Regions from separate parts of the Homo sapiens genome. Here region 1 is linked to region 2. Evidence: chromatin loops called from intact Hi-C (ENCODE). Cell type or tissue: mammary epithelial cell. All regions are shown on one strand. Each heading gives the region's core, and the rest is flanking DNA. Links, peaks and the distances in the headings are about the cores only.

Region 1 (4,405 bases), core at 240-4,239, 53 kb before region 2:
AGCTCTATTAATAATTATCAAAATATAGAAACAATTCAGATGCCCTTCAATGAATGAATGTATAAACAAATTATGGCACATTCATACAATGGAATAATGAGCAATAAAAAGGAATGAACTACTACGACGCTTGGCAATATGGATGAATATTCAAAGCAATATGCTAAGTGAAAAAAACACAAATGACTACTCCCCGTATGATTCCATTTATATGAAATGCTAAAAGAGTAAAAGATATAGTAATAGAAAGCAGATCAATGGTTGCCAGGGCAAAGAGCACAAGAAAATATTTGGGGATGACAAAAATGTCTGTATCATGATTGTGGTCATGGTTATACTACCTTTCGCATTTGTCAAAAATCCATCAAACTGCCCTTTTAAAATTAGTGAATCTCACTGTATGTAAATTACACCTTAATAAAGCTAATCAAAAACAGGAGAATTTGAGATTCATTGTGGGTTGAAGAGGAAGAAGAGGAAAGAGCGTCAGATCCACTGAAGCAGCTGGTGGTCATCATCACATGATTAACTAATAAAAGGAACAGCCATTCAAATCCCCAACACTGATGGAGGAGTAGTCTGCTCTCTGGAATAGTCTGACTAAATTCAGTACTTAAAGAAAGCACATTCTAAACATGCTTTCAGTATCCTGAGGCTTTAGAATCTGAAATGACTTCTGTATAGATACCATAAACATCTTGTAATTAAAGAGATGCTAAATGTCAGTTGCATTAATGCTAACAAAATATAAATGCTACATTAGTGTCTAGAGCCATTGAGAATCAGTATCTCTTGAATTGATTAAAATTCCAATCTCAATGGACTCCAGCTCTCCCTTTCCTTGACAAGAGGAAGATGCTTTCTGTAGAATTCTCCTCCTGAAATATTTCTGGGAATTCCAAGGCTGTGCCTATGTGTGTGTGCAAACTGGCCTGATACCTGGTCAACCCCTGAGTCTGGACTGGCTAGCCCAGCCTCCTGTTTCCACAGAGAGGCCACTCTGAGGCTGTGGGCCTCTCTTACATGGCCATCAAATCCAACACCATTTATAAGAGAGATTTATCCCACCCATCTTGATAATACTGAGCAGGCATCAATATGCTTTGGGCTCAGAATTTCATCATATCTCAGACAAATTGAGAAGAAAAACACTCTTGCAGTCCCATCACTTTGGGGATTCCCAACCAGGATTGCTTAAGCCCCAAATCATTCGTGTCCTTAGCAAAGCAGCCCTTTAATTTCTCAATTGTTCTTCTCTTCCTGATGCACAGACTGACCTGGGATCATTTTCAGTACTAGCTGCCACACAGTGCCATGAACTAAAACTTTCTCTCACAGTGAGGCCCTCCTGTTGAGTGTGGTGTGCTGGGCCAGTCCTGTTTTTTTTCCTTGCAGTCCTTGCTCATGAACCAATAGAAACATCACCCTCCACTCTGTAATCTGGCTTTCACCAGAGCTATCCCAGTTCACCCTCTATCTGTACATCTCTGAATCTTAATTCTGAATAGAGTTTAGCCTAAGAGTCTCTTTGGCCTCTCTAAAAATCAGTGGCAATAAATAGATGCCTAAAGTGCACATGCCAGAAGCACCGAGTTCCAACTCCTGCTCAGCCATGAACTCCTATAATTCAAATAAAACTCTTCTCCAAAGACAGTTTGTTCTTTATCACAAACTAAATGCTTTAGACGTCTGTGAACTATATTCTAGAACTGAAAAGACAGCTGAATAATTAGGTTCTGGTAAGGCAAGAACTTGAACAGCTCTTGAGCTCTAAGGAACATACATAAATGTATAGTCATATTTCAAACCTAAAGAACAAGTATAGGAAACTTGTAGTGAACAACTGTACCTATTACCCAGCATTATCAAATCACACATATAGCTGTTGCTATATTTGCTTAAATAGTATATTATATACCCATTGGGAACTCCCATTATCTATTGGGATCTCTATTATCTATTGCATAATAGATACAGCAACTGTGGATGCAAATTCTTTGCAGCTCTTCCATCAAGAGTCTATTTCTCCATCCCTTGACTCTGGACTGACCTCATTACTGCTTTGAACAACAGGATGTGATAGAACAACATTATATTACTTCTAGGCCTAGGCCTTGGCCTTCAGGGAGAAGCTTCACAACTTCCTCTCTCACTCTCTTGGAATGTTGTAATTTTGTGAACAAGCCCAGTCTGGCCTCTTTGAGGATGAGAGGGTTCGTGAGGAGAGACCTCATAGAAAGGGAGAGATCTAAGCATCAAAGCTTAAGACCAAGACCTGTGAGTGAGGACATCTGGGTACAACAAGCCCCAGATGACAAACCAACTGGCCTAAGATGTATGAGTGAGCACAGCTAACATCACGTGGAACAGAGATGAGTCATCATAACCAGGCCCTGCCCAGTTGCCAACCCACAGAATCATGAGCAAACACGTAGTTGTGGCTTTAAAGCCATTAATTTTGGAGTGGCCTGTTACACAGCAATAGATAATGGAGACACCCTGTGTACTCTCCCCAAACCCATTCTTCCATGTCCCTCCCTCTGAAAAGATAAATCTGACCCATCATTCCAATGTGTGCTTGTAGAATTTCACTACAAATTTGTGTTTCCTTTTAAGAATATATAGTATTGTTTTGTAGTGTTTTTAACCTTATATGAATGGTATTAACACTATTATTTTATGACTTCCTTTTGGTACATTATTATATTGAGATTTACACAGGTTGATTTTCTTAGCTTTAACTTATTCAATTTCATTACTGTGTAGTATACCATTGTCTAAATAAAGTACAATATACGATTTCTTTCTTTCATTCCTTCCTTCCTTCCTTCCTCCCTCCCTCCCTTCTTTCCTTCCGTTTTTTTCTTTCTTCCTTCGTCCCTCCCTCTCTCTGATGGGTATGATGGTTTGACACACAACATCAGTTTCATCCTCCTTGTAGCATGCCTTCATGTAATACTGAGATTTGAAAGCTAAAAACTACATCTCCAAGATTCCCTTGGAGATAGTGATGAGAATGAAATTTGGGTCTGGCTAATCAGGTGCACTTGCATGAGGTTTGAAAGGAGTGATCTCAGTCATGGCTTTGGTCTTGCTGCTTCCACTGTTCCTGTTGTTAAGCAGAAACATGAAGGGGTCTGGTTTTCTGCAGCAGTGATGGATACCCAGTGTCCAAACACCAGTTGGTAGGTACTGAGAAGGAGGGCATGAGGCCTCTATTCTGCTGGGACCATCTTTGCAGGTGCAGCAGGGTTCTGGAGACAGCAGCAGTAGTGACTGCAGTATCCTGGGTCTAGCAGTTTACTGAACCTGCTGGCTTCCTGATTACAGAACTGGAGTCAGTTGTGTGCTGATCACAGAAGAGGTTGCAGTTCCCTCAGTGACCCAGTTCTGCAGCATAACGTTCCGTTTTGACTAAAAGTTACTCCAACTGTTTTCAGCGTTGTAGCCCTTCAGTCAAAATTCAAGTTGCAGACCTAGGGCTTGGCTGCTTTCAGCTGGGCTTGGCTGCACAGCTCTGCTTCAAGCTGCGGGTATAGCCAGGTTTATATCCTAGGGTCTGGCTCACCTCATGTCTCCTCCGTGTGTGTTCATTCAAGGGCCCAGGCTGAGAAGGCAGCAACTGCCTAGGGAGAAGTTCATCATGGCAACGGCAGAAGAGCAAAAGCACCAAGATTTTTTTTTAGGTTAAAAACACTTTTTAATAAATTGTTTTTAATCTTTTTTAAATTAAATTTTAAGTTCTGGGATACATGTGCAGAACATGTAGGTTTGTTACATAGGTAAACATGTGCCATGGTGATTTGCTGCACCTATCAACCCATCACTTAGATATTAAGCCCCACATGCATTAGCTATTTATCCTGGTGCTCTCTTTCCCCCCACCCCCACAGGTCCCAATGTGTGTCGTTCCCCTCCCTGTGTCCCTGTGTTCTCATTGTTCAGTTCCCACTTATAAGTGAGAACATGGGAGAAAATACTTTTTAAAATTTTGAAACAAATATATAGAAAAGTTGCAAGTTCACAATTAAGAACTTCTTTTCTCTGAACCACTTGAAAGTAAACTGTCAAACATATTTCATCACATCACCCCTCAACTTTAATGTGTATTTCTACAAACAAGGACATTCTCCAGATAAACAGGATTCAACCATCAAAATCAGGAAGTCTGCATGGATTCATTAGAGTCTGAGGACTCTAATCCTCAGGCTTCTTTCGCATTTAGCCAGTTGTCCCAACAATGTTCTTTATAGCAAATGGACCCAGTTTGAATGCACATTAGTTGCTATGCCTCTTTAGTCTCCTTCTGTCTGGAACAGTTCCCAGTCTTTTCTTAACTCTCATGACTTATTTGAAAGTTTTGACATGTTTGAAGGCTATCAGCAGGTTATTTTGCAGAATGTCC
Region 2 (4,405 bases), core at 233-4,232:
CTTCTTTTGATAAACATATAGGCAAACAAACAAATATATACATTTTTTGAGACAGAGTTTTGCTCTTGTTGCCCAGGCTGGAGTGCAATGGCATGATCTTGGCTCACCACAACCTCTGCCTCCCGGGTTCAAGAGATTCTCCTGCCTCAGCCTTCCAAGTAGCTGGGATTACAGGCATGTGCCACCACGTCTGGCTAATTTTGTATTTTTAGTAGAGACAGGGCTTCTCCATGTTGGTCAGGCTGGTCTCAAACTCCTGACCTCAGGCATTCTGCCCACCTCGGCCTCCCAAAGTGCTGGGATTACAGGCATGAACCACCATGCCCGGCCTCAAACAACATATTTTAAAAATAGGGAAACAGAACCAATTTTTAAACCAATATAATCACCTTGGTTTCCTATAATAGACTAGAATGGACTGGGTTTATAATAAGATATAAGTGATCACATGAATTCTTTGCAATCATGTAATAGTTCCAATGGTGGAAAAGATATTTATTTTTATGGACATCTCTTTTTCCCCTTTCAAAGATGACAGTGGTAATAATACATTCAGCACTCTGGCTGAGCAAACGGACTCAGGGCTGCCAGCTTTTCAACACTGTGTGTGTATATATGGCTTCTGTTTTCAGGGTAGCAGGTTCAGCTCCTACTTCAAGGACCTTTCCATGTTGACAGTACTTTGTTACCTGAACTACAAGGCACCTTTGCCCCGAGTGAGTAGGTCTGTTCATTTATCTATTGCTGTAATTTCCCAGCAATCAGCAAGTTCCAGCTCCTTCTCTAATGATGACTGTGTTTTTTATTTGCCAGGCAGCAGGCAGTATTTATCAATTTCCCTGGTGCTTGCTTTTAAGTGATCACTGATCTATAATTCCTCTTTAGTTTATCACTCAGGTCTACTTTATAAGATGACTATTTATGAGGCAATATGAATGTTGGCTGGCCTTGGACAGCTACAGCAACAGTTCATTTCAAGTGTCCCATTGTTATAAATACATTTTGCTCTCAACTCAACTCATCACAAAGTGGAAATAAATAGAACAATGAATTTTCTCCATAGCTTTTCAGTTCTGTGAGCTTGTCTTATCTGGGCTTTTACTTCCCTGTCAGCCTGCAAGTAAACTCTCACCTTATAAGACACCAAGAAATCATTACTGGTTCTTTCTGAGATTCCAAACATTAGAATCAAAAACATATGAAATGTCTGGCGGGTATGTATTCAAATACAAGGATTAAATTGCAGTGCTGCAAAAATAAACATTTATAAGATTTTTCAAATACTCTTTGTCTTTTTTCCCCCAAATATAATTTGCATTTGCTAAATTTCTTTTGTGTTTTTTTAAACGTCTTGACATTTGAATCTCATGAGAGTCTATTAGGTGTTCCTTAATAAATTATTCTAAATCTCATTAATTTCTTATCTTCAAGGTGCTTCTTTTAACGAAAGAGCATTGAATTGTAAATCCTTTTCAAGGTATTTCTTAGGAGATACTGCTTTGTGACCTTTATGGCCATTATTTTGGCAGAACTGTTATAAAAATAAACTTAGTTCCGAGAGTGTTTAAACAAGAAGAATGTACTTCGGCTAACTTTCCATCTAAAATCATTCAAAATATACTCCAAGGATAGAGAAGAACCATTTTGTTTAGAAAGTCAATCTTTTTAATTCTGCTTTTTTTTTTTTTTTCTGGGTAGACTAAACAAATAAGTCACCAGAGGCACTGTGCATTTTTTTCTATTCCTTTCTCTTGGGATGAAATATGAAATAATCTACAAAGTAATTTGATCCAGCAATTAAAAACAAGGACATGAATTACACTAACAACTGTCACATAGAAAGAATTAATTCCCTCATAACACTGCTTGATGTTACAGACCCAGGGTGATTACAAACAGATTATAATTGGAAAAGAGCCAAACCAATTCAGGTATCTCCAAAACACAGGCGTAAGCCTCAACTCGCAAATAGAGAACATTTTTTACTACCCACAGGAGTATCTTTTTGCAACTGGTGCTCGGATGTTTACCTAGCGATTACTCAAGGCACCCAGTGATGCAGCCGTCCAAGGTACTGTATGTGGCAATGCCACTGATCCTTGCTGGAAAGCATAACAGCTTCTGGAGGCTGTGTTTCTAGAAATGATGTCCTCTGAGTGCGGACTGCTGGCTGGTTGTGTTTAGTTGTACAGTATGTCATTCTAAATAATGGACATTAGCTGGTGGTTGTGTCATTGGACAAAGGAGGTAGAAGATACTGATGCCTGATGATTATTGGTAGAAATTTCATTTTCTTAATGGCATGCAGGTTTCATGGCCCCTTTCTGATACTTCATCATTTCTGGTTTAAGGCAAGGTAGAAAAGCTCCTTACTGAAGAGAACTGTTGTATTCTGGTACTGTGGGAAGAACTTAATTTGGGGAGTTAGAAAATCTAGGGTGCTCCCCCCACTTATAAAAGGGGTACTAAGTAATTGGGGTTTTCAAGCATAACAAAAGATAAAGAAGAAAACAAAAATCCTTCATAATTAATCTACCTAGGGCAACCACTATTAACATTTTGGCATATATTTTTTTCCCAGTCTTTTTCACATTTTTTGAGGTTGGGATCCTTCTTAAAAAATTTTGTATCTTGTTTTGCTTTATTCTGTTTGTGTAAAATTTGTCAGATGTATTTTAACATTTCATTGAAAATCCTTCTGACATATAATTTATAACAACTGCATAATGGTCTATCTTTTAGTTGCTCCAGAATTTCTTTAAACAGTCTCCTGGTGTTGTTTTCATTTCTAACCACATATTTGTATACAAATCTTTGTCTACATTTTTGCCTTTTTCTTCAGATGATTTTCTAAATGGGGAATTAGGGGTCAAAGGATATGAGCATTTTTTGCAAATTTCTTCCTTTTGAAAGACAATTTTGTTTTCTATGGCAATATAAACTCTGCAAAAACAAACAAACCCTGACATTTAAAGAAGAAAACAAAATCACCACTATTTGTCTCTGCATACACACAATTCCTTCTTTCTTTTCTTCCTTCCATCATTCCTTCCTTTCCTTCTTTCTAAAAAATCAGGGATCATATTATAAAAAATTATTTCATAATTTGCTTTTTCCACCTAGCAACATACTGAAGACACAATGGACATAATATTTTTAGGGCTCTTGATATAGGTCAAATTGATACACAGGAAGGCCACACCAATGCCGACTGTCATCAGTAGGATCTGAAGTATGCATTAACACAGGGCAACCACCATTAACATTTTGGCATGTTTTTTCTAGCCATTTTTACATTTTTTGAGGTTGGGATCACTCTACTATTGCCATCACCAAATATTGACTCTATTATAATCTTCGCTATTTAGTGGTAACTTATTATAGCTTTACTTTGTATTTATTTGTGCATTTGTGAAGTTAAATCCTTTTTTCACTTTGGACCCTTGAGTTCCCTCTTTTCTAATTGGTCTTCTCCCTTTGCCTATTTATTGCTGTCTTGTTTGCATATTGATTTGAATGAGCTCTTTATATAATAAACAGTTTATACCTTTTTCATTATTGTGACAAATGTTTTTGTTTCTTATCTCTTTTATTTTGAAATCCAATTTAAAATATTATTCAAATTTATTTTCTTTCTCTATATCATTTTTCTCTTGTTTCTAAATGTAGACAATCCTTCCTCCATACAGAGAATAGCTAAATATTTGCCTTTTGTTTTCCCTTTATGATTTTTATTTCAAAGATTTTTATTTTAATCTACCTGGAATAGATAGCAGAACATAGCAGTAGATTAAAATCTACATTGAACTCTATTTTCAAATGTTCAATATTTCCTGCTAAATTATTATACTCTTTTATCAGATATAAAGTCTTATATATACAGAGGTCTATTTCTGAATTGTGCCTTTCCTTCTAGACTGTAAGCTCCATGCAGGTAGGCAAATTTATTGTAATCACCTCATGCTTATCATATACTATTCTCTGTTCAGCCTAAAGCAACCGAAGGGAGAAAATAAGAATTGAAAAATCCTGTAGGGAAATGAAAAGTAGCCCATACTAAACTTGGAAAAATTTATTCTTCCTTCCCTAAAATGCTACAGGTGTGAATAAAATCTTATAAACCACGTTGGAAAGACACAGAAGATAGACAGAAATGTCAAGTCTATGACATGCAATTGTATATAGAAAAAAAGAAGTCCATTTGAAATCTGATTGAATTTTAAGTACGTGGTACTTTCCTAATGAATAACCATGGCCCTTAAATTTTATCTTAAATGCTTAATCATAGGATTTTAATTCTCCTTATTATGGTTTAAAAAGAAAATGCAAATGTTACACTTACCAGCCATGCAAATAGTTGGGAGAATATATTTAAGGTCACATTTCTCTAGAAAGAGAGGCTGCT

The links. A loop is a pair of places that touch in the nucleus more often than their neighbours do. Peaks named below come from ENCODE experiments on the same cell type or tissue, not always from the same donor. Only the 100,000 strongest peaks of a DNase experiment are listed, where the experiment ranks them.
Region 1: it touches region 2 in a loop (4-fold over the local background); 1 of 110 quality-filtered maps calls a loop at or near these places.

What each region holds. Positions count from the first base shown.
Region 1 is chr5:61,864,787-61,869,191 of GRCh38, forward strand. No RefSeq gene overlaps it. Among named protein-coding and RNA genes, the nearest start is that of LINC03123, 130 kb to the left of the region's middle. In mammary epithelial cell, for the core only: no CTCF peak of the experiment used is centred there; a DNase peak (open chromatin) is centred at 2,355; H3K27ac peaks cover 574 bases.
Region 2 is chr5:61,918,146-61,922,550 of GRCh38, forward strand. No RefSeq gene overlaps it. Among named protein-coding and RNA genes, the nearest start is that of LINC03123, 180 kb to the left of the region's middle. In mammary epithelial cell, for the core only: no CTCF peak of the experiment used is centred there; a DNase peak (open chromatin) is centred at 2,026; H3K27ac peaks cover 2,533 bases.